5 separate regions of the Homo sapiens genome follow, and regions 2, 3, 4 and 5 are each linked to region 1. A link is an interaction called in ENCODE POLR2A ChIA-PET data of the cell type or tissue named here. Cell type or tissue: HepG2. All regions are shown on one strand. Region 1 holds the start of LOC124903558 (a long non-coding RNA gene). Region 2 has its middle 6.1 kb from the start of CHASERR. Region 3 overlaps CHD2 (chromodomain helicase DNA binding protein 2). Region 4 has its middle 16 kb from the start of CHASERR. Region 5 holds the start of CHASERR (CHD2 adjacent suppressive regulatory RNA).

Region 1 (5,000 bases):
CTATTTAACAAATCTGGTGTCCAATAAGAGAACTGTTAATGGTTAACTACGGCATACTCATCTGCTGGAATACTGTGCAGACTGTAAAACTCATGAAAATTCTTACTGATATAAAAAAGTACATTATACGTAAATACAAAATGTAGGTTATAAAACTATGTCTAGTATTATTTTAAGACAAATACAGTTGTACAGATGATTAGCTTAATAGTGGTTATTTCTTGGTAGTCACATTTTGGGTGATTTTCTTTGTATTTTTCATGTTTTCTGTTGAGCACAATTTGCTTCAGTAATATGAAATATAACAGTAATTTCCAAACGTTAAGTAAACAAGATAACAAATTGTACACACAGTATAATCCCCCCAAAACAAACTTAAGTCTAGTCTAAGAACGAGTGACTGCATTATTAGAGTATGGGTTCTTTTAAATTTTTTCTTTTTTTTTTAACTGAAGTTCTTAGAATAAGGTATTTTAAAATTTAAAATACATTTTCTCTTTTGTAACAGGAAGCCTATGTTAATGAAAGTCTGGAGACAACTTAAGACCTGAGGCTGTACTCTGAAGCTTGTGCTCCGGTATGCCAATGGCATTTGCAGAAAAAGTTGTCCGATATTTTATCTGAACCATATATACAAAATGAGACAAAAAAGGAGGTAGTCACTGCAAACTATAAGGACACAAATGGGGCAGGGTCCTTTGGAGGAAATGCTATGAAGGAAAGTTGCATTCTTTTCTCAGACTGAGGGGAGGGAGGGTTCCTGACCTTTCTAGATTAAAGGATTCTTTAGAAACTCTTTCCACCGCTTCTTTGCCAAACGATGGACGAGTCTGAAGTGAAGCCTCAGAGGGCATGGATACACAAAGGAGTGGCTAAAGGAAAATTCTCTTAAACCTCTGATTGGGTCAAAAATCCACCCTTAAGCCTTATAATAGAAGGCTTGACCACGCCCTCCGCCGCCCCCCTTCACATTACACCATTATACCATTAATAGTAATACAATTTTGATCACAGCACAGGTGTTAAAAATCCCTACCAGCCCGAAGAAACCATAAGGGATCTCTTCATGAAGAAAATAATGTCTTTTCCCCAGCTGTCACTGTCGTGTGCCCTCCATTGGAAGCCTTATTACATTCAGGCTTTTTTTTTTTTTTTTGATTACATTAACCTCCCAAACCTTTGGGAGGCAAGTATTACTATTTTGTTTTAAATAAGCAAGAAAAAGGTCACATTTCAGAAACATGCCAGTGGCCTCACAAATTTCTTAGCAAGCATGAGAGAATCCGAATCCCAAATGTAAGATGACACATTTATAAATAAAACCAAGGACAAATGTCTCCTTTATTCTAAATATACCATCACACTCTGAGTAGCTGGGGTTAACTATTTTTACCCACACCGGCTCTTTTGCATCTCAAACTCATGTAAAACAAAAACGGTGAGAAATGAAAATGGACCCTGGACCAACTGCCCCGGCGGAGTCAAAGGGTTTGTCTTTCAGCACTAGATCCGTGGACACGAAGGGGAAGCTGTGGGCCTTCAGCACTTGACGATTGTGCTTTATTTCTTGCATTTTGTAATACACAGCGACCGATGTCTAAATGTTTATTTCCTGAAAAGGTGTCCAAGGTGGCTGATATAAATTAACAGAATTTCAGATTTTAGCACACATTCAAGGTCCTAGGGCAGCTCCCATCTACCGTCAAAAAAAAAAAAAAAAAAAATTCCAGCATTTGGACAGGGCGGGGAAGGTACTTTAAAACCCAGATCATTGAGATTTTTCTCCTTCGTTTGGAGGAAGGTAGGGTTTGTTCTAACGCTTTGCACAAAGGCGGGAAACGGTCATCAAAGCTGTTGCGAAGGGAAGAGCCAATGCATTAATTCGATCCAAGAGGACTCGCCTCGTTGGATTTGCAGCAACCTAATCTCTCGCTCAGGAAGAAAACGCCACGATAAAGAGTTTTCTGTCCTCCTTGTTTGCACGGAGCAGCAAACGCAGAGACAAAAGAAACGGGCCCCGACTGGTAAGCACGCTGGCAGCTTTGCGGAACTGCGCCGCGGGATTCCCCGCAGGGCCTGGGTCGATGAACTCCGACCAGGCGGAGGGCGCGTCCGCTTGGCGCGGTTGTCCCCGCCCAGGCCCATGTTCAGTCGAACAGCCCCCACGGCTGGGTAAAACCACTCAGTTCATCTCGCCCGGCTCCTCGAACGCGGCCCTTTAAGGGGCTCGCAGCCTCAGGGACGCCGGGCTGACCCCGCCCCCGGCTGCCGCCATCTTGTTGTTTTCCCCTGTCCCTCCGGGCCGGCCACGTGGCACGGCTCCGCGGAAGCGAAGGCACCGCCCCAACTTCCGGCAGGACTGGTTCTAGCCGCCCGCGGGACGCAGACGCGCGGCTGCCCCCTGGCGGCTGGCCGCGGAGCTCCGGCCGCGCCCTGCCCCGCCTTCCTCCGCCATTTCATTCCCTGCCTGCAGCACGTCCGCGTTCCGCCACCAGCCTTGGCGCACAAGCGTGCTCCGAGGGCGGGGCCGCTCCGGGCACCACGCCTAGTGCGGGAGCGTTTTTTAGTCTGGTTCACCGAGGGCTAGAAGGTCACCTACATGTTTACACACATTTAATTTAATTATTAATTTTTTATTTTGTTTTATATTTTTGAGACAGGGGCTCACTCTGTCCCCCAGGCCGGAGTGCAGTGGCGCGACCACAGCCTTCTGCAGCCTCAGCTTCCGTGCTCAAGGGACGCGCCCGCCTCAGCCTCCCAACATGCTGGGATTACGGGCGTGAGCCACCGCCCGGGAACAACTTAATTAAAAAAAAAAAAGCCATACGGTTGCCTCGAGGTATTTTGGTATGCGGTGCTTGGTGCTTCCAGACTAACACATGAGGCCCCAACCTTGGTTTTCAGACCTGGCTTCTGCCCAGAGCCCCAAGCCATGTCAGACCAGGGCGTTTCCCAGGCGGTCCCGGGTCCGCAGTGCAGGGTGGCGCTGGGGGCGAGGGGGACGACGAGCGCGGGGTGGGCACGGTGCGGCCGGGGGGCTGGGGAGGCGCACGGGGCGGGGTGCAGCTCCAGGGACCTGGTCAGCACCCTTTACCAGTCCTATTTCTTGGTTTTCTGGACGTTCTTCTCTCCTTGGAGCTGCTCTTGTCTTTCCCATTTCATCTCCAAACCGATTTTGATTTCCTGAACGTTTGTCTTGAGCAAGGCCTGCGTTATCTTAGGTAATCCTCCTAGCAGCCTTTGATATGGAAGCTCTTTCTACTCACACTGGCGCTCAGCAAGAGTAATTTGTTCATGGGGTAGAGCCTGGTTGGAATCGAGGGCACGTAAGTTTCCACTAGACATTGAGGTTCTCAGATAGTCCTCCAGCCAGGCAGCATCTCCAATGTCGGGGAGCTCGTTGGAAATGCCAGTGTTAGGAGTCTATCCCGGACCTTCTAAATGGGAAATTCTGAGGACGGTGGCGGGTGGGGCCCGAGAAGCTGTGATTACTAGGCAGCAAGGTGATTCCGAGGCACACTGAAGACCCCTTTCCCTCACAGCCCTTCTCAGGGTAAGGAAAGGGAGACTTGTCTTTATTGAGTGCTGATTCCATGGCATTTTGCATAATTCTGTGATGTAATCCTCCCTACCACTCTTTTATAGAAGAGGAAACTGTAGCTCAAACTTTCCATGAATTTAGAGTGCCAATATTTATGTAAAATGATACGATTGTATGTGCCTTTTGCTTGTACCATGTATGCATAAAATATCTCTGGAAGAATATTCAGGTGTTAACATAGTTTTACCTCCGGGGAGAGAAGGATGTAGGTTGCTAGGGTGACTGAGTTGGGATTTTTTTTTTTTTTGGTAAGATTTAGTAACTTGTGGCCGGGCGCGGTGGCTCACGTTTGTAATGCCAGCACTTTGGGAGGCCGAAGCGGGCGGATCACAAGATCAAGAGATCGAGGCCGCGCGCGGTGGCTCACGCCTGTAATCCCAGCACTTTGGGAGGCCGAGGCGGGCGGATTACGAGGTCAGGAGATCGAGACCATCCTGGCTAACACGGCGAAACCCTGTCTTTACTAAAAATACAAAAAATTAGCCGGGAGTGGTGGCGGGTGCTTGTAGTCCTGGAGGCTGAGGCAGGAGAATGGCGTGAACCTGGGAGGCGGAGACTGCAGTGAGCCGAGATCGCGCAACTGCACTCCAGCCTGGGCAACAGAGCGAGACTCCGTCTGAATAAAAAAAAAAAGAAATTGAGATCATCCTGGCCAACATGGTGAAACCCCGTCTCTACTAAAAATACAAAAATTAGCTGGGCGTGGTGGCACGCGCCTGTAGTCCCAGCAGCTCGGGAGGCTGAGGCAGGAGAATCTCTTGAACCCGGGAGGTGGAGGTTGCAGTGAGCCGAGATGGCGCCACTGCACTCTAGCCTGGGCAACAGAGCGAGACTCCCTCTCAATAAAAAAAAAAAATTTAGTAACTTATGAATTTGGACCATGTGAACCTATTACTTGTTCCAGGTAAAACTGAACAGTTGAAAAGTATGCTGGGCTAGGCGTAGTGGCTCAAGCCTGTAATTCCAGCGCTTTGAGAGGCCGAGGTGGGAGGATCGCTTGATTTCAGGAGTTTGAGACCAGCGTGGGCAACGTAGACCCCTATCTCTATTTTTAAAATATACTCTAAAGGCCGGGTGCGGTGGCTCAAGCCTGTGAGGGCCGGGCACCGTGGCTCCCAGCACTTCGGAAGGCTGAGGCGGGCGGATTGCCAGAGGTCAGGAGTTTCAGACCAGCCTGGCTAACGTGGTGAAACCGCCTCTCTACTAAAAATACCAAAAAAAAAAAAAAAAAAAAAAAAAAAAAGAAAATTAGCCAGGCATGGTGGCGCATGCTTGTAGTCCCAGCTACTCGGGAGGCTGAGGCAGGAGAACCACTTGAACGGGAGGCAGAGGTTGCAGTGAGCCGAGATTGCGCCACTGCACTGCAGCCTGGGCAACAGAGGGAGACTCCGTCTCAAAA
Region 2 (5,000 bases), 68 kb before region 1:
GCTAATTTTTTTTTTTTTACTGTAGAGACAAGGTCTTGCTTTGTTGCTCAGGCTCATCACAAACTGCTGGCCTCAAGCAACACTCCCACCTCAACCTCCCAAAGTGCTGATCTTTAGGAGGGAAGGCAAGATAGAAGGAAAAAAGCAAAGAAACTAAACAATCTGCTGAGCTAAAAGCTGACACTACTGGAAAGAAAGGTTAACTTTTTTATTTACTGCATAAGAATCTGCATTGCCTGAATTAGTTACAGTAAACACTTGTAATTTTTTAAAATGAAGTGAAGGTCACAGGAAACTCAGTACCTCCAGGGCTGTGAACGTCATCTAAGGTGCACCTGGCTGATAATAAGGACTCCTGGTACATAGAATGGGAGACAGCAGCTTCCACTCCAAATGTCACATGACTTCACACAGCTCAGCAATAGAACAGGGCTTTCCACAGTCCTCCCTGCTTCCCCGAAGCTTCACAGGTTTATTTTCCTTCTTCTGCCTTCCACTCCTCTAATAGCAATTAAAGGAGAGGCAGAAACGCCAGCAAGGTCTGCCTTTCCCCCTGCTTCCCTTCCTCCCTGTCCCCTTTTGCTTTGGGGTGTCTCCTTTAGATTGTCAGCTGAGCTTATCTTGGAGGCGCAGCAGAAACCTAGGATGACCTTGACTCAAACCAAGGACACGGTTTTCAAGTGCAGGCGTTTCCAGATTCCTGCTGTTCTGCTCCTGCTCTTTGCAGCTTCTCTTGCTCCTCATACTCTGCAGAACTTGAACGCAGGCTCTGTCTTATGCTCGGTATACCCTCTGCTCCTTCACGTGTGGTAGTCCTTCTTTGCTTTGCACAGGTTATGTCGCACACAGCATTGAAGATCATTTGATTCTCAAAATATCATTGCCAAGCACAATTATTGAGTTTCTTTCATGTGCCAGGTACTATTTTAGGAGCTGAGGTTATAGCATGGACAAAAGAGATGGAGTACCTGTTCTCATGGAGTTTATATTCTAGAGGGGGGGAAAGGCAATACACAAGAAAATACCTATAGCCGGGCATGGTGGCGCAAGCCTGTAGTCCCAGATACTGAGGAGCCTGAGACAGAAGAATCACTTGAACCTGGGAGGTGGAAGTTGCAGTGAGCCAGATCACACCACTGCCCTCCAGCTTAGGCAACAGAGTGAGACTCCATCTCAAAAAAAAAAAAAAGAAAATACCCAGTAGTAATAAGTGCTGTGACGATGGGAGCCAAATTTTGGTTGAGTGGTCAGGGAAGACTGATCTGAGGAAGTAATATTTAAGTTGAGGCAGGAAGGGCACAAAGGAGGCAGCTAGCTATGTGTATATCTATGGGTGGATTCCAGGCTAAGATGGCAGATAGCATGCATGCTACTAATTTTGCTCTATCCCAAAACTGCACTAAACAGATTTTCTTTTCTATTCCTTTTCTTTCTTTTTTTAAGTCGTAAAACCATAAGGAAAGGAGAACAGGAGAGGAGAAAAGAGCAACACAATTTTAGAAGCTGAAAAATAGATGGATGAGTGGTAACTGATTTAGCAGACATGAGAAAGCTGAGATCCAACCCAACTTACACTGGAAAAACCTCAAAAGGCTCAGAAACTGCCAGAACCAGGGACCGTTGGGACTGAGGGTGGAGGAGAAGGCTAAAATAAGGAGAACTGAGCGAAAGCAATTTAAGGAGCAGTGAGATCCCTAGATCCCCTCTGTGCTTCCAGCAAAAAAAAACCTGGAGGTTTATCTTCTAGAAAGTCTCTGACTTGGAGGATGTCAGGCTTGCTGAGGGTACAGGAAATAAAGAAATGGGGAGGTCCAGAGGCCAGATGCACAGTGAATGCAGAGACTCCAGCAGTCTTGCTCCATCTGGCTCTCAGATTTCTGGCAAAGTGACTTCTGTCTTCCAGGTAGGAGAGTGGAAGACTTTTTTTTTTTTTTTTTTTTTTTGAGATAGTCTTGCTGTGTTGCCCAGGCTGGAGTGCACTGGCGTGATCTTGGCTCTCTGCAACCTCCTCCTCCTGGATTCAAGCGATTATCCTGCCTCAGCCTCCTGAGTAGAGGGGATTATAGGTTTGCACAACCACGCCCAGCCGGAAGACTTTTCTCTGAGGAATGTTATCAGCCTAGAGGAATGATGAACAGAGGCTAACACTGGGGTTTTCCAAACAAATGGTTGAACAAGGTCATCCGTCAGTGAAGCTCAGGATCCATGTATCAGACACATTCTGTGCACTGCTTCTAATCCTTTTGGTCTCACCTCTTACTCCACCCACATCTGCAGCCACCTTTCCATCAAATTCCATACAGCTTTGGAAGGCAAAGGAAAGTCTCCTCTCAGCCCTGAATCTCAAAGTTTCTCTGACATTGTGTGGGTCTGCAGAACCACTCACATCAGCATTTAGGCACGTGCAACCTAGAAATTTAGGGAACATCTCTGGGGCCACCTTTGAGGATAAACGTTTTCCTCTGTCATCCCGAGTGTACAATTCTGAGACACATTTCATAAGACTCAAAATATCTCATGGAATGCAGCACAAGTCACCTAAAATGGTGGCCAACTAAGTAACACAGCATTGTATTGGCTTTCTCTCTGTCCTTTCTCACCGCCTCAGTCCCTCCCACGTTTCTGCTTCCTTGTATCAATTCCCAGATGAGCTACCGCCATGTAACTCTTTGTCTTGGGCTCTTCTTTGGAGGAAGCCTCAGCTAATACAACAAGGCCCAATCCCACACTCAAAGCTGAGACGGAGTCTTGCTCTGTCACCCAGGCTGGAGTGCAGTGGCGCGATCTCTGCTCACGGCAGCCTCCACCTCCCCGATTCAAGCGATTCTCCTGCCTCAACCTCCTGAGTAGTTGGGATTACAGGCGCATGCCACCATGCCCGGCTGAGGTGGGAGGACTGCTTGAGGCCAGGAATTTGAGACCAGCCTAGCCAACATGATGAAACCCCCCCTCTACTAAAAATACTAAAATTAGACAGGCGTGCAGGCATGGTGGCACGTACCTGTAATCACAGCAACTTGGGTGGCTGAGGAAAGAGAATGGCTTGAACCCAGGAGGCAGAGTTTGCAGTGAGCTAAGATCACACCACTGCACTTCAGCCTTGGCAACACAGCAAGACTGTCAAGAAAGAAAGTAAGGAAGGGAGGGAGGGAGGAAGGAAAGGAGGGAAGGAGGAAGGGCAATCTACAGAATGGAAGAAAATATTTGCATATATCCGATAAGGGGTTAATTTTCAAAATATAGGAAAAGCCAGGTGTAATGGCTCATGCCTGTCATCCTATCATTTCGGGAGGCCAAGGCAAGTGGATTGCTTGAGGCCAGGAGTTCAAGATCAGCCTGGCCAACATGGTGAAACCCCGTCTCTACTAAAAATACAAAAATTATCTGGGCATAGTGGCTCACACCTGTAGTCCCAGCTACTGGGGAAGCTGAGGCAGGAGAATTGCTTGAACTCAGGATAGAGGCTACAGTGAGTTGAAATCATGTCACTGCACTCCAACCTGGGCGACAGAGTGAGACTCCATCTCTAAATAAATAAATAAACAAATAAAATACGGGAAGAATTCCTACAACTCCATAGCAAAAATAACAAATGGCCTGATTTTTTTTTTTTTTAAAGACAAAGTTTTGCTCTTGTCACCCATGCTGGAGTGCAGTGGCGCCATCTCTGCTCACTGCAACTTCCGCCTCCTGGGTACAAGTGATTCTCCTGACAAATGGCCTGATTATTTAAATGGGCAAAGGATATGAACAGATATTTCCCCCAAAGAAGGCATACAAATGATCAACAGGTGTATAAAAGATGCTCAACCTCATTATCAGAGAAATGCAAATCAAAACTACAGTAAGATATTACCTTCTACCTTTTAGGATGGACTTTTTTTTTTTTTTTTTTTTTGAGACAGAGTCTCGCTCTGTCGCCCAGGCTGGAGTGCAGTGGCGCGATCTCGGCTCACTGCAAGCTCCACCTCCCGGGTTCACGCCATTCTCTTGCCTTAGCCTCCGAGTAGCTGGGACTACAGGCGCCCACCACCATGCCCAACTAGTTTTTTGTATTTTTAGTAGAGACGGGGTTTCACCATGTTGGCCAGGCTGGTCTCGAACTCCTGACCTTGTGATGCTCCTGCCTCGGCCTCCTATGTACATTTAGAAATGCTTATAATAGGCCAGGCGCAGTGGCTCACACCTATAATCCCAGCATTTTGGGAGGCTGAGGTGGGTGGATCATGAGGTCAGGAGATCAAGACCATCCTGGCTAACATGGTGAAACCTCGTCTCCACTAAAAATACAAAAAATTAGACAGGCGTGGTGGCGGGTGCCTGTAGTCTCAGCTACTTGGGAGGCTGAGGCAGGAGAATGGCATGAACCTGGGAGGTGGAGCTTGCAGTGAGCCAAGATCGCGCCACTGCACTCCAGCCTGGGCAACAGAGCAAGACTCCGTCTCAAAAAAAACAAAGGTAACTTGGTGAGGAAATGGGGAAATTGGAACTCTTATACACTGATTGTGGGAATGTAAAATGCTGCAGCAGCTATGGAAAACACTATGGAGATTCCTCAAAAAATTAGATATAGGCCAGCTGTAGTGGCTCACACTCACAATCCCAGCACTTTGGGAAGCCAAGGTGAGAGGATAACTTGAGCCCAGTTCAAGACCAGCCTTTGCAACATAGGAAGACCCCATCTCTACAAAATATTTAAAAATGTTTTAAAGTTTAAGTTATTGAATAAATAAATAAAAATTCAAAAATCAGCTGGGAATCTCTGGTTCCCAGCAACTCAGGAGGCTGAGGTAGAAGGATTGCTTGAGCCCATGAGGTGGGGGCTACAGCAAGCCAATATCATGCCGCTACACTCCAGCCTGGGTGACAGAGCGAGACCCTGTATCAAAAAAAAAAAAAAAGCAAAATAGAACTAAATATGATTCAGCAATCCCACTTCTGGGTATATATCCAAAAATAATTGAAATCAGGGCCAGGTGCAGTGGCTCACGCCTGTAATC
Region 3 (5,000 bases), 140 kb before region 1:
TTATCACAGAGAAGACAGGCTTTGTAAAAAGTGAAGACAAGCATGTAACCTTAGACTCCATCAATAGAGAAAGCTATCAGCACCGCTGGTGAATCCTGTGGCTGGCCCACCCCATTCCACTGCAGGCCACTGGGTTGTTTAATGCCACCCACACTATTTCCTAGACCTACATGTATAGGTGCATGGGGCTTGTTTTAAATACACTTTGGTCTAAAGCAGGGGTAGGCTACAGATCATACTTGTGGACCCCACCCTAGATATACTAAACAATATATGGAAAAGGGCTGACAAACACCTTTGGAGATTCTGACTCAGGTATTCCTTAGACCAGACCAGGATTCCCCACTCGGGAACCCAGCTGCACAGCAGAAGGTGAGCAGCGGGTGAGGGAGGGAAGCTTCATATGTATTTTCAGCCGCTCCCCATTGCTGGCATTAGTGCCTGAGCTCCGCCTCCTGTCAGATCAGCAACGGCATTAGATTCTCATAGGAGCATGAACCCCACTATGAACTACACATGTGAGGGATCTACGTTGCACACTCCTTATGAGAACCTAATGCCTGGTGATCTGTTGCTGTCTCCCATCACCCCCAGATGGGACCGTCCAGTTGCAGAAAAACAAACTCAGGGCTCCCACTGATTCTACATTATATAGTATAATGTAATAATAATAGAAATAAAGTGCACAATAAATGTAATGTGCTTGAATCATCCAGAAACCATCCCCCTCCCTCCTCCCCAGCCTGTGGAAAAATTGTCTTCCACGAAACCAGTCCCTAGTGCCAAAAAGGTTGGGAAGCACTACCTTAAAACCACAGTTTGAGAAACACTACTCTACAAAATGGGCTAGATTTCAACAGGATATTAATGGAAAAAGAATATCTAAGAAAAACATTTAAAATTGAAGAAACAGCCAGAGTTAGGAAAATATATTTGGGAAACAGAATACAGTCATTTTGGCAGGAAATTAGGATTACATGTAAGACATCAGATTGCAAACATTATAAAAAGGTTCTGGAAAATAAGGACACTGAAAGTTTGCACGTATATATAATATGTGCTTAATCAGCAAATCAGAAAGAACTAAAAGTAATTTATGAGTTAAAGGCAACCTAACTGATTCAAAAAACAAGACATTTAATTCACCAAAAAGACATAATTTCTAAAAATACCTTCTGTGTTCTACAAACTAGCTAGTTTAAAGGGTAAAATACAGAAACAAAGAAGATCACACTTGGGAAAGGGAGAATGATGAAGCCATACCCCTATACATCTCAGGTACACCTAATTTTCTACACAGTTTAAACGATGTAGTATATTCCTTTGAGTAATTTCCTTCTTATTTCCCTCACTTTTCAATACTATTCAGGAGGAAGCACAGTTAAGTTTCTCCAGTATTTCCTGCCCCTAGAAAATGCCATTGTCTACATATACAGACTACAGTAGGTTTGAATTGATTCACCTGTTTTTCTGGAACCAGACCAAAATAGCACATTATGTAATGTAGTAACATTCCTGTGACCAGGGCTTAACAGGTGCTTGAGCCCTTTTCAACTGATTTTTATTCCTTTGGTTTAAAGTAAAAAAATGCTGGCCAGGCACGGTGGCTCATGGCTGTAATCCCAGCACTTTGGGAGGCCAAGGCAGGCAGATCACTTGAGGTCAGGAGTTCAAGACCAGCTTGGCCAACATGGTGAAACCCCGTCTCTACTAAAAATACAAAAATTAGCCAGGCATGGTGGTGCGTGCGTGTAATCCCAGCTACTCAAGAGCCTGAGGCAGGAGAATCACGTGAACCTGGGAATCGGAGGTTGCAGTGAGCCAAGATCATGCCACTGCGCTCCAGCCTGGGCAACAGAGCAAAACTCAGTCTCAAAAAAACTAAAAAATAAAAAGTCTAAAAAATGCTGGCCAAGGACTGTACACAAAACACCATGTGACTCTGGATGGGTACACGGCACCTTTGTTCCTAAGAGTCTTCAATTATAAAATGAGAGGATTAGATCACAATTAAAGTTCATCTAACTTTTATTAACTGTCATTTAGATGAATTAGGTCCCACTAACCTCTAAAAGGAAAAATCATTTTTAAGCAATTCAGAATCATTATATCAAACCCACATTCTCAATCTTCTCAAGACACCTAATTTTCACAACTGAGTATTAAATATTGTACTAGATTTTATCAGATAAAAAGTAGGAGATGGTTCACTTGGGAAAAAGTCACTGTAAATGCATCTCTATAACTAGAAAGCTTCCTTTCAGCAATGAGGGGAAAAATATTTTTTAAGCTGTCCTTTTTTTTTTTTTTAAGGTGAAGTTTCACTTTGTCACCCAGGCTGGAGTGCAATGGTGCGAAAATGGCTCACTGCAACCTTGGCCTCCTGGACTCAAGCGATCCTCCCACCTCAGCCCCCAAGTAGCTGAGACTACATAAGCATGCCACCATGTCCAGCTAATTTTTGTATTTTTTGGTAAAGATGGGGTTTTGCCATGTTGCACAGGCCTGTACTTCTAATTCTAAATAAGGATTTTTTGCTTTACTATAAAACACTAAAGACATTAAGCATTTGCACTTAATTGGGTACTTCGGGAAAGAAGTGTGTAGGTTGGCATTAAAGGTACTTCTTACACTGCATGTTCTGTAAGGACAGCAAAATACATCTATATAGGTTCACTGTTAAATTCTCGAGGACTAATGGATCCGCATGTGAAAAGTAAAAAGTTCCTCTTCAAAGTTTCCCTTTTTGTTAAAGAATAAATAACAAGTGTTAGAAATAACAGTTTCTTTTAGAAATTAACTTCCTTCAAGCTCCCTTGCTTTTTGCTAATAACTCTTTGTTAAGCCCTATGTGGCTGTTAAATATAGTAAGGGAATAAGTACATTCTATGTCCTTGTACTTTAACCAGGTTATTTGTTCTGGACTATAACCTGCTCAGACATGTCCGAACGTGCCCAGGCATTTCCCAGCTTACAGCCTACACCCCTTCCTTATTTGGAAATGTTATTATTCTCCTAATTTCCTGTAAACAACCCCCTTCCTTTGTTTTCCACTGCGCGTTTATCTATTTAGGAAAGTTTTAAGCTTTTAGCCAATCGGAATCAGTCTAGATTGTGCGGTCCAGCTCCAGCCAATGGAGACAGGACGCAGCAGTAAGAACCCAATGAGTCAGGGATAAAAACCTCTGCTTTTCTTTGTTCGGTGTGCTCTCATGACAATTAGGCTTCCAAGAAGCACCCTTTCTGCAGAAAGTAAAATTGCCTTGCTGAGAAAATTCCTTGAGCACTAGTTCTTTTCAGCACCGAGGAACAAGCATTTGTTTCTAACACCTAGCACTTAGTAATTAGGAACTACTTGAAATTGGTGAAGGAAATTTGTAAGTACTTCCCAAAAGTACCTTTAAACCTCCAGTGCTATCACTGTCTCATCTTTTTTTCACCCCCCCAAGATTAACGTGGTCTTATAAAAAGGATACTTTCACAGGTTCAACCTTCCTCTGAACAGGATAATCCTACAGACTATATAGGTAGGGAGTGGAGTGAAGGGAGGGGAATCACACTCTCTACAGCACTACTGTAGGAAATTAATTTAAAGGCTTCCCTGGCCTAGAAAGAAAATACATGTGAAAAAGACATCTTCTTCTTTCTTCTGAGTAACTCCTTCCACATTAAAGATTTGAGTGACTTAACTTGCTATATACACTCATGAGTAACATATGATGATACAGGTTTCTGGCTATGACAAATTACCCACCAAATAATGAAATAAAGTATTCTTTAGATCAGAATAAAATGGTATTACACATACATAAAAACTCCCAGGAAGCATTTCTCTCAATCATCTTTTATTTCTGTAATATGCAGCATAAAGATTTCTTGGTTGAGATACAATAAGGGTGTGAAAAAAGAAAAAAAAAATTCTTGACATCTAACAATAAAGAAGCCAGAAACAGTAAGGAAAATTGCACTCATATTTTTCTACCTACTTGCACCAGGAATGAGCTAGCCAGTTTAGACCTTCTAGCTGATAATCTCGAAGTTCCAGATTCTCCCCTCCTAAATATGCAGGTTGTTTCTTTAAAGCTACAAATCGTGGTCTCTGCTTCAGGGCCTGAAAAACAAAAGCCCAAGTCTGAGAAAATGTTCTTACTGCTACTATGTTAAAACGCTAGCCACAATTCACATATTCGGCATCAAAGCATAAAAACTCAAATTTCTTTTTTTGAGACGGAGTCTTGCTCTGTCACCCAGGCTGGAGTGCAGTGGCCCAATCTCGGCTCACTGCAAGCTCTGCCTCCCGGGTTCACGCCATTCTCCTGCCTCAGCCTCCCAAGTAGCTGGGACTACATACAGGCGCCCGCCACCACCCACGCCTGGCTATTTTTGTATTTTTAGTAGAGATGGGGTTTCACCATGCTAGCCAGGATGGTCTCGATCTCCTGACCTCGTGATCTGCCCACCTCGGCCTCCCAGAGTGCTGGGATTACAGGCGTGAGCCACCGCGCCTGGCCAAAAACTTAAATTTCATGTGTGTGAATCACCACCTCACTCCATCACCCCTTTCTTCATGGTTAATATTCCATAAGCCAGAGTTAGTTCATCCTCAAATAAAATATTTTTAGTTAACTTGCCCCTTTCCTGAAATAAATCTATGAACATCATTAAATAGCACTTTAGGTCTTGTCTATTATATGGCAGTCAGAGTCTCCTATTTTTCAGAAACAACTATCTTTCTGTTATCTGATTCTAAAGAGTACAAAACATTGCCTCCAGCTGTCATATGCTAAATACAGTTGATCTTCACCATAACAGGATTTGTAAATTCAGAAATGCCGCCCATCTACCTTAAACCCTTTAATTGCGTGAATTTGGTTTTCCCTTCAGAAACAAGCTTCTGAAGGGAAGGTTGTTTTCACCCCCAGAAGCTTAAAGGATAGCATTCTAGTGAGGTCAGTCTCTATGGTTTGCATAAAATGTGGATTCTGTGGCCAAATCAGTTT
Region 4 (5,000 bases), 57 kb before region 1:
AAATAAAGATTATATAGAAAGCTCCACATTGTCCAATCTGTTTGTACACCATTGTCAACCATCAAAAACCCACTTGGCAGCAAATGAGATGGACTGCCTGGCCTGGGAACTACAGGCCAATTGAAAAAGACTGTTCCTGTTGCAAAATATTGCAGGGTCACGGCCGGGCGCGGTGGCTCATGCTTGTAATCCCAGCACTTTGGGAGGCCGAGGCGGGCAGATCACGAGGTCAGAAGATCGAGACCACGGTGAAACCCCGTCTCTACTAAAAATACAAAAAAATTAGCCGGGCGTGGTGTCGAGCGCCTGTAAGTCCCAGCTACTCGGAGAGGCTGAGGCAGGAGAATGGCGTGAACTCGGGAGGCGGAGCTTGCAGTGAGCCGAGACTGCGCCACTGCACTCCAGCCTGGGTGACGGAGCGAGACTCTGTCTCAAAAAAAAAAAAAAAAAAAAAAAATTGCAGGGTCACAAAACAAGCAAGCCATGGGTCTTTAATTTTAAATATTTGGCTGTGCACTGTGGCTCACACCTGTAATCTCAGCACTTTGGGAGGCCAAGGCGGGCGGATCACTTGGGTCCAGGTGTTCGAGATCAGCCTGGCCAACATGGCGAAACCCCATCTCTACTAAAAATACAAAAACTTATCCCAGCCTGGTGGTGTGCACCTGTGGTTCCAGCTATTCATGGAGATCTGAGGCAGGAGGATCACTTGAGCCCAGGAGGTCAAGGCTGCTGTGAGCCCTGATTGCGCCACGGTGCTGCACCCTGGACGACAGAGTGAGACCCTGTCTCAAAAAATATAAGTAAGGCCGGGCGCAGTGGCTCACGCCTGTAATCCCAGCACTTTGGGAGGCCGAGGCTGGCAGATCACAAGGTCAGGAGTCTGAGACCCACCTGACCAACATGGCAAAATCCCTTCTGTACTAAAAATACAAAAATTAGCCTGGCGTGGTGGCACGCGCCTGTAATCCCAGCTACTCGGGAGGCTGAGGCAGGAGAATCACTTGAACCCAGGAGGCGGAGGTTACAGTGAGCCGAGATCACCCCATTGCACTCCAGCCTGGGCTACAGAGCGAGACTCCATCTCAAAAAATAATAATAATAATAAATAAATAAAATTAAAATGTGATACTTTGTTCATCAGAGATATATTGACATTATTTTAACCTTTAAAAATATTACATGGAAATATTATTTGTTTTGATTATTGAGTTTTTTGGTGCCTCAGTTGCTTCATCCTAACCCCAGCCCTGCTAGTATCTATAGAATCTGAGAAAGGGGACTGGTAACCAGGAGCTTTGGCTCTGACTTCAGCTCTGCCATTTACAAGCTTAGAGACTTGGACTCCCCGAGCCTCACCTTCACAACTCTCCCAGTCTCACAATATGGATGATTATATCTGCCCCATTCTTTGCAGGGCAGTTAAATATGAGGGTCAAATGAGATAATGTAGGAAAGAACATTTTTAAAAGAACATTTTGCTATATATGCAAAAGGAGATAATAATTAGCAATAGTTTTTCTTCCAGCTCACTCTTTGAGCAGGGATTAGCAAATCTAGCTTGATCTGTGAGCTCCTGAATCAGACAGGATGGTAACGTTCACAAACCAGAAACCCTGGGACAACCAACACACCCAGATCTATGCAGCTCCACGGTACTGACTGACGCTGGAGCAAGTCTATGCTAGCACAGTGGCCCCGACCACTACTTCCACCTCTCTGGGACACAGAAATGGGATATATACCCGAAGAGAGAGAGAGAGAGAGAGAGAGAGAGAGAGATTATATTATAGCTGATATATTTCTTAGATCCTGAACCCTCTAAATCTCATGTTGAATTGCAATCCCCAGTTTTGGAGATGGGGCTTGGTGGGAGGTGATTGAATCATGGGGGTGGATCTCTCATGATTTGGTGCTGTCCTTGCAATGGTGAGTGAGTTCTCAGGAGATCTGGTTGTTTAGAAGTGTGTGGTACCTCTCCCCCAACTCTCCCTCTTCTTCCTGCTCTGACCTTGTGATGGGGCCACTCCCGCTTCACATTCCACCATGAATAAAAGCTCCTTGAGGCCTCCCCAGACGCCAGCCAGATGCTGGTGCCATGATTGTACAGCCTGCAGAACTGTGAGCCAATTAAACTTCTTTTCTTTCTAAATTACCCAGTCTCATGTATTCCTTTATAGCAAGGCAAGTATGGCCTAACACAATATCCTTTACAAGGTTTTTATGACCTGGCCGGGTGCACTGGCTCACAAAGGAGGCCGAGGTGGGCAGATCATTTGAGGCCAGGAGTTCGAGACCAGCAGGGTCAACATGGTGAAACCCTGTCTTTACTAAAAATACAAAAATTAGGCAGGTGTGGTGATGGGTGCCTGTAATCCCAGCTACTCAGAAGGCTGAGGCAGGAAAATCACTTGAACCTGGGAAGTGAAGGCTGCAGTGAGCCGAGATCATGCCACTGCACTCCAGCCTGGGTGACACCGAGAGATTCTGTCTCAAATAAACAAACAAACACACAAACAAAGTTTATATGACCAGTGAGCTCAGCTGATGTATTTTAGGCCTGAATTAACTATTCCCAGATTGTAGGCTTTTGCCCAGGAAAAAAGCATAACTTTAAGTGGGCCAACACCTCCTCCATTTGTTTCTTAACAATTGCATTACTTTTGTGTAATCATTATACTCACACCATATCAAGTTTTAAAGTACAGATCGTGGGCTGGGCACGGTGGCTCATGCCTGTAATCCCAGCACTTTGGGAGGCTGAGGTGGGTGCATCACCTGAGGTTAGGGATTCGAGACCAGCATGGCCAACATGGCGAAACCCCATCTCTATTAAAAATACAAAAATTAGCCAGGTATGGTAGCACATGCCTATAATCCCAGCTACTTAGGAGGCTGAGGCAGGAAAATCACTTGAGACAGAAGTTGCAGTGAGCCGAGATCATGCCAGTGAGCCAAGATCACTCTTGGTGACAGAGTGAGACTCCATCTCTAAAAAAAATAAAATAAAATAAAATAATAAATAATTTTATGTATTAATAAAATTAATACATAAATTTAATAAAATGAAGTATAGATTGTGGACTGGTAATTAAGGGTCCTCCTAAAGCCTTCTTGTAGCATTAATTTACTTGTTTCTTGCACAATTAGGTAATTTATTTGTGACATTTCACTGGTGTTTCATTAAAGCAGTGTTATTCTTTGCGGTGCCTCACACCTGTAATCCCAGCACTTTGGGAGGCCGAGGAGGGCAGATCACAAGGTCAGGAGATCGAGACGATCCTGGCTAACACGGTGAAACCCCATCTCTACTAAAAATACAAAAAAATTAGCTGGGCATGGTGGGGGGCACCTGTAGTCCCAGCTACTCGGGAGGCTGAAGCAGGAAAATGGCATGAACCCGGGAGGCAGAGCTTGCAGTGAGCCAAGACTGAGCCACCGCACTCCAGCCTGGGTGACAGAACAAAATTCCGTCTCAAAAGAAAAAGAAAAAAAAAAAAAACAGTGTTATTCTTGTTACCTATTTTAGGTATTTCTTTTCTTGTTGTTGTAGCAGTTAAGATCAGCGATGGTAAAAAGTTTACTTTTGGAGGCAATCTGGTTTTGCTTCTTTGGTTTATTTAAAATGACCAAAGGTTTTCAAAGTTTATGAACCAGGGTTCCAAAACCTTTTCTAATATTTGGAGAAAGTTTTAAACTGCATATGTGGAGCGTAATATAATTCTTTTCAACTTTCCTGTGTTGATATTTTTTCACCCTAGAATTTTGGGGTTTGTTTTTGCTGCTTTCATAAGCAGGTGCCATATACAATGCAAAATGAAAGGATCACTGAGGCCGGGGACAGTGGCTCATACCTGTAATCCCAGCACTTTGGGAGGCTGAGGCGGGTAGATCACTTGAGGTCAGGAGTCCAAGAACAGCCTGACCAAGATGGTGAAACCCCGTCTGTACTAAAAATACAAAAATTAGCCAGGCATGGCGGTGCGTGCTTGTTAGCCCAGCTACTTGAGAGGAAGATTGCTTGAACCCAGGAGGCTGAGTTTGCAGTGAGGCAAACTCAGCCTCGGTGACAGAGTGAGACTCTGTCTCATCATTGAGGTAACATACTTTGTGATTATGGTCCAAAGTACCTGCATCAGTCAGTGCCTGCTCCACATTGCCTTTATTTTTTTAATTTTAATTTTTATTTTTGGAGACAGGGTCTTGCTGTGTCACCCAGGCTTGAATGCAGTGATGTGATCACAGCTCACTGCACACATTGTCTTTAAAACAAAGACTGCCTGCTCCAACGTGAGGTCAGCTTTTTCCCTACCCTCTGTCTCAAGAGTGAAAGAACACAGTTGTCAAAGACATACACTTTGTATATACCTTTATTCTCACCTTATTTCAGTGTATGTCATTACCAGTTTGCATGTCTGTAGTGGGTATTTGAGGCATTGGCCACTCAAGCATCCATTCACTTGAATTTGCTATAGGGAAAATCCTGCCTCTTTGGAGACTGTTCAGTGACAGTCATATTTCCCCACTTTATGCCAGCACATGAATCAAAGTTAGCCACTCAGTCATCCCTCCCTCTCTCTCCCTTCTTTCAGTTGAATCTTACTATGCTTTTAATGTCTGTAGGATCTGTACTGATGACACATCTTTCATTTATATTTTCTCATCTATTTTATGGATCAGTCTAGCCAGGGCTTTATCAACTTTGTTGATCTTCTCAAGGTTCCAAATTTAACTTTGTTAATTGTCTCTCTTGTTTGTTTTCTATTTCATTGATTACTACTCCATCCTTATTATTTTCTTCCTTCTACATACCTCCTTAGGTTGACATTGTTCTTAAGACAGAAACTTCAGTCATTAATTTTAATTTTAGGCCATTCTTCGTCTTCTTTCCATTTTCTTTTCTTTTTTTTTTTTTTTTTTTTTTTTGAGACGAAGTCTCCCACTGTCGCCTGGGCTGGAGTGCAGTGGCATGGTGGCATGATCTCAGCTCACTGCAGCCT
Region 5 (5,000 bases), 75 kb before region 1:
TCTAGCTTTAAGATTTTAAAGTGTGATATACATGGTATGCTGGGGGCCCAATACCTACTGCGCGTGAAAATTATCTCTATCTTTCATGCTTTAAAAGCAATTACTAAGCAATTAAATTAGAGGACTCTTTAGATGCATTAACTCTCATTTCCTAGAAAACAACACATTTTTGGACCTGTTTGAAAACTCATGAAAACAATTAAAATGAGTATTTTAAATCTATTAAATGCCTAAGATATGAAAGTGTCTATTTAGTTTTTGAAATGTTGTTAAGAATCCTACGATCAGCAAATGCAAAATTCCAGACCATTCCTAAAATGTGATTTGTACAATCAAAAAAAAAAAAAAAAAAAGGCTTAAGACTGTATATACCAGATTTGTAAAAACATAATCTTGATGACTTTACTGCAGATTTAACCACAATCCTAAAGCACCATTTTATTAAGAAGTACTAAATGTCTTCCTGCTCCAATATAAATTACATGCATCGACTGTCTTGATAGTAATAGAAGTGTTTTCAATGTCAGGCAAAGAAATTTGATGGTTTTCTCATCCTTTCAGTGATAAGTAGTCTACAGTTTGTTTCATTAACAAACTTTAATGGTATTTTTCTACTTAAATGTTGGTAACTATTCAATTGCAGATGTTGGGTAAAAACATTTACTTACTTGCTATATAAAATACTGACTTTCCCAAAGATTTCCTTTATCCTCTAGGATAAAACTCCAACGTCTCAGTCTTCAAAATGGCATACCTTTTGGTGAAAACAAATAAGATTCTAAACTTAATTATGAAGCAAACAATAGCAAGTAAAAATAAGTGTTTTTAAACTTTTTAATTACAAAAAAGAAACTAAAATCTATGCTCAAAACCTGATTTTTTAAATGTTCTTCCCTAAAATCTATCAGTATGAATAGCAAACTAGTTCAAATTCTCCAATAAGCTTATTTCTTTAAATACTTAAAAGATTAAAATTGTTTGCACAATATACAGAGTTAAACAGAAAAAAAAAGCTATCTTTGGTTCATGGTTTTCCTCAAAATCTAATCAGTCTTCTCTTGTTCCCAAAATTAAACAAAGGCTTAAAGGACCTTCAGTATTTTAAACTATTCAAAGGGTACATTAAGTTACAATGGCTATGCGTATATACTTTTAATCTTTCCTGCAGTGAAAAGGCTTAAAGGCTTTTGTCAAATTATTTGATAGTTTACTCATATTCATAATCACAACTTTTAAAAATGATACCCATTCATTAATTGAAATGTAAATTATTAAAGATAAAACAAAAGCCTAATAAGCTAATTTTTGTCAAAACAATAAAAATTAACCCACTCTTACCTCAAATAAAAGAACTCATTATTTGTTCAGAACCAACAGCAACCAAATTAATTTTAATCTCTTAAGTCACCTTTAAAAAAAAGAAGAAAGATGATATTAATGTTTTGATTTTCAAGCATTTCTTGGCCAACGATTCAGTGTGATGAAACAAGAAAATATTCCACAGACAAAAATCTATGGGCAAACTGAAGAGATGGCTCATGGACACATAACCTGTATACATTTATGGTTGCAGTTATTTCTTATCTTAGTATCTATCAGTCTTTGTTTTCCTCATCTTTTGGCTGTATTGACCAATGCTAAAGATTAACGCATTGAATTAAACAGAAATACAGAAAATTCAAATTTTTGGACTGATTTAAGATTATGAACCTTTTTTTTTTTACTTTCCCTCTTTTTATGACAGGCAATAAACAAAGAAAAAGTTTACCATTCTTCAAGACAAATCATCTTAACATCTCCCTTACCATCCGGAAGTATGTTTTACAATCATGAGCAATTAAAAATTAGCTCCTCCAAGAGAAATTAGTGAAGTTAAAATGGCCACTGGTTACTTTAAATTTTAAACCACAAGTTACTTGATCTCACCAAGTGGGATACTAGCTTTGTCTCTAAAGCTACTCTAAAACTTACAGTATCTAGACCTTTACACTCAATTTCAAATCAGGGTCTTCAACATTTTCATTTCAGTCTTTCTCCTCCCCCATTTATCATGTAAAAAGATCTTTCAGGTTAAACTGCTAACAATTATTTTGCATTTCACAATTCAAAGAGGATTCTAAAGAACTAGATTCAGAATATTCATTTAAAACCACTTTCAGTGTTCAAAAATTTCAGAAACATTGATTTGAAAAACCAAAATTGGTACTTAAGACAGATTCTGTAAAATCAAGATATGCGCAACTGATGTAACATGTACCACTATAGGAAGGCTACTCAAAAAATAAAACAATTTTACTGGAAAAATGCCCTTAGAAATATGGTCGAATAAACCAGTATCTGATTTCAGATGTACTATGTAAGTCTGCCCAACACTATTTTTACGTAGTTCTGCACCTTTACAACACAAGAGCTCCGCAGAATGAAGACAAATATATTCTAAAATACACAAAGGTTTGTGCGCTTCTGGTTTGTTCTTCAAACCACTACACTTAAAAATTACCCTTCCAACATTTTTCTAAGATTAGAGACTATACAGAGAACTCTACTAAATTTTATGAAACCTGTACTTTTAAAATACTGTTCCGTTTTAAGCATATCTAGATTTTTATACATGCAACAAATGCAACAAATATGGCTCCTCTTCATCGCCCATTACCGAGAGCAGTCCTACTTTATTCATATTTACATTACGAGAAAGTAACTTCAGGAAGAGATTTGGTGTCAGAATGTTCTTTTGTGAAAGTTTTTCGATCATGGCTTGTGATAATATAAATTCTTAAAAATAATTAAATTATGAACTTTTAAAGACTAGGAATTGACCCAAGTACGTTCTAACATTCAGGTGTGAGAAGTTGCAGATAACGGCTCCTTGAGACCTTTTTAAAAAGTACCAAACAGTGTATTTAATCATATTTAAATATCAGGAGATCAAATGATCTTGGCGTCATTACTCGGTAAAATAAACTACATTAACCAAACGTCATCAGCTAGCTAGCACCGTAATTATCAAATCTATTTCCATTAAACAGCCTTGACGACACAGTAAACTTGTCTTCGTAATTCTGAAATACCAGAAGCACTCCTCCAACTTGCATTTTTCAAAGACAACCTTAACGTCATAAAGGTTTAATAAGCAGCAAGTACCTTCGCATGTATCACTGCAGCCGTTTCAAAATCGGCTTTGAAAGAGTTAAAAGCCAACACCCAATAGGAGGGAAAAAAACAAGTTTTATTTTTGTTGAAACGTAGTCAGGGTTCCATTGTTCTTTTAAATTCGATCATGAAGATGAGTTCCCACCTCACCGGAAAGAGGTTAAAAAGCTCCTCCGTTGGAGAACCTGAAAGGGATTTTTTTACCCTAAATATCAAAATAACTCACCAGGACAGAAAGGGGCTCTCCACGCCCGATCCCCTTCGGGCTCTCGCCGGCATTCACCCGCCGCCCCTTTCCCGGCGGATCCAGTCCCGGCGACGAGGCTGCCCCCCGCCCACCTGCCGCCCGCGGGCTCTGCAGCGGGGCCCCGCGTGCCCCCTACCCCAGGACCCTACGACTCGGGCCCAGGGCACCGAGGCGCATCCCGCCGGCGAGAGCCGGCCCCCGACCACGGAGGGGCAGTGCGAGAAGAGCCGAGCGGCGAGGCCCGGCCCGCCGCCCCCTCCTGCTCGCGCGCTCAAGGACATTTTGCTTTTCCTCCCAAGGACAAAGGACAATAAAAGGAGCTAGGGAGCCACTCACCGGGTCCGAGCGCGGCCACCGGCACCTCCTGGTCGCCCAAACCCGAGTCCCGGGCCGGACCGCCCGCCCGAGCCTCCCGCCCGCGCCGGGTCCAGCCGCCGGGGCCCGGGGGAGCCTCCGAGGCGGCAACCGCAGCGGCGCTTTCGGCGTCGTGGGCCCGGCCGCCCTGGGCGCCTCTGCCGCGGGCTGTGACGCCGACGCGCGCGGCCCGCCTCGCCTCAGCCGCGGCAGCCCCACTCCCGCGGGCCTGCTGGCCGTCCGGGCGTAGCTCCCCGCCGGCCGGCGGGCCTCGCGGCCGCGGCGGAACGCCTGACAGCTCGGGGTGCTGCTGCCTCTCCGGCCATCTTGTGCCGTGTGTGTGGTGTCTCTCTCCCGTCTCCTCTCTAGGCTTTACTCCCTCCTCCTCCTCCCCCCGCCCCACACACCACACAACATGGCCTCTTCGCTGCGGCGGCAGCGGCTGCGGCGGCGGCAGGAGCTCCGCCGCGCTCCAGCCCGCTCCCCTCCCCCACCATCCCCGCCTCCCGCCCGCAGGCCCGGGGGCCAACGCGCACGCGCGCCGCCGCCCGCCCGCCGCGGCCATTGGCTCCACGAGCTTCCTGCATCCCCTATCCGGGAGCGGCCTCACGCACGTTAGCTGGCGTCTTCCTCCCTCCCAACAACAACTTCTTCCATTCTATTGGTTAATTTCAACACCACCCCTTCCGCCTCCTTCGTGCGGATAGGCTGGCCTTAGTGCCATTCACTGTCCGTAGGCGTTTCTGGTTTTCTTGAGAAGCCCCGGGCCACGATTGGCTGGTGATGGAACCTTTGGGGTTGGAGCTGAGCTGTTGCTTTTTTCCCCGCAGTGCGGACCCCTCCAGGCTAGCTGGAGGGTTCCTGGTATGGTCTAGGCCAGGCTAGAATGGTTAGTGCAGGGTCGCACAAATAGTGGATTCGCGTCTAGAAAAAGCTCTGGCTTCGGTGTTTCTAGGTTCAGATTTTGTCTTTAAAAAAAGGGAAAGAAAAAAATGACTGACAGGATGATGAGCAAACAAGATACAGGCCCACAGCCCTTGGGCAAGCAGCCATATCCTCAAAATATTTGTTCTAAGCACCCAGGCCTTCCATGAAGGTCACACAGTCAGGACCAATGGTTTTACCATCAGCACATTCCCTAGCCCCAGTATCCGAGTTGAGATGCGATTTATTTGTGGATTTGTAGACTGCCTGTTGCGCATTTACCTGAGAGCCTAAAAGAATGTCTAGTGTCTTGTGAGCTGTC

What was found. Peaks named below come from ENCODE experiments on the same cell type or tissue, not always from the same donor. Only the 100,000 strongest peaks of a DNase experiment are listed, where the experiment ranks them.
Region 2: POLR2A ChIA-PET joins it to region 1 with 10 read pairs; 35 of 35 experiments call an interaction of 5 or more read pairs at or near these places.
Region 3: POLR2A ChIA-PET joins it to region 1 with 10 read pairs; 17 of 35 experiments call an interaction of 5 or more read pairs at or near these places.
Region 4: POLR2A ChIA-PET joins it to region 1 with 14 read pairs; 25 of 35 experiments call an interaction of 5 or more read pairs at or near these places.
Region 5: POLR2A ChIA-PET joins it to region 1 with 10 read pairs; 35 of 35 experiments call an interaction of 5 or more read pairs at or near these places.

What each region holds. Positions count from the first base shown.
Region 1 is chr15:92,806,670-92,811,669 of GRCh38, reverse strand. It overlaps LOC124903558 (a long non-coding RNA gene), which reads left to right and starts at 1,786. Exons shown (of 2, transcript XR_007064767.1): 1 at 1,786-2,024; 2 at 2,661-3,765. RefSeq lists enhancers at 2,001-2,120, 2,057-2,907 and a silencer at 2,281-2,520. In HepG2, a CTCF peak has its summit at 2,408 (motif pointing left); DNase peaks (open chromatin) are centred at 883, 1,493, 2,279 and 3,252; H3K4me3 peaks cover 3,614 bases.
Region 2 is chr15:92,874,281-92,879,280 of GRCh38, reverse strand. No RefSeq gene overlaps it. Among named protein-coding and RNA genes, the nearest start is that of CHASERR, 6.1 kb to the left of the region's middle. In HepG2, no CTCF peak of the experiment used is centred here; a DNase peak (open chromatin) is centred at 2,140.
Region 3 is chr15:92,948,063-92,953,062 of GRCh38, reverse strand. It overlaps CHD2 (chromodomain helicase DNA binding protein 2), which reads right to left. Exons shown (of 39, transcript NM_001271.4): 13 at 3,987-4,111. Among named protein-coding and RNA genes, the nearest start is that of MIR3175, 46 kb to the right of the region's middle. RefSeq lists an enhancer at 2,175-3,374. In HepG2, no CTCF peak of the experiment used is centred here; a DNase peak (open chromatin) is centred at 2,942.
Region 4 is chr15:92,863,898-92,868,897 of GRCh38, reverse strand. No RefSeq gene overlaps it. Among named protein-coding and RNA genes, the nearest start is that of CHASERR, 16 kb to the left of the region's middle. In HepG2, no CTCF peak of the experiment used is centred here; no DNase peak of the experiment used is centred here; H3K4me3 peaks cover 448 bases.
Region 5 is chr15:92,881,923-92,886,922 of GRCh38, reverse strand. It overlaps CHASERR (CHD2 adjacent suppressive regulatory RNA), which reads right to left and starts at 4,080. Exons shown (of 6, transcript NR_037601.1): 1 at 3,737-4,080; 2 at 3,145-3,338; 3 at 1,339-1,408; 4 at 669-754. RefSeq lists silencers at 3,354-3,603, 4,224-4,353 and enhancers at 3,597-4,238, 4,664-4,753. In HepG2, a CTCF peak has its summit at 4,622; DNase peaks (open chromatin) are centred at 4,452 and 4,812; H3K4me3 peaks cover 4,674 bases; H3K27me3 peaks cover 405 bases.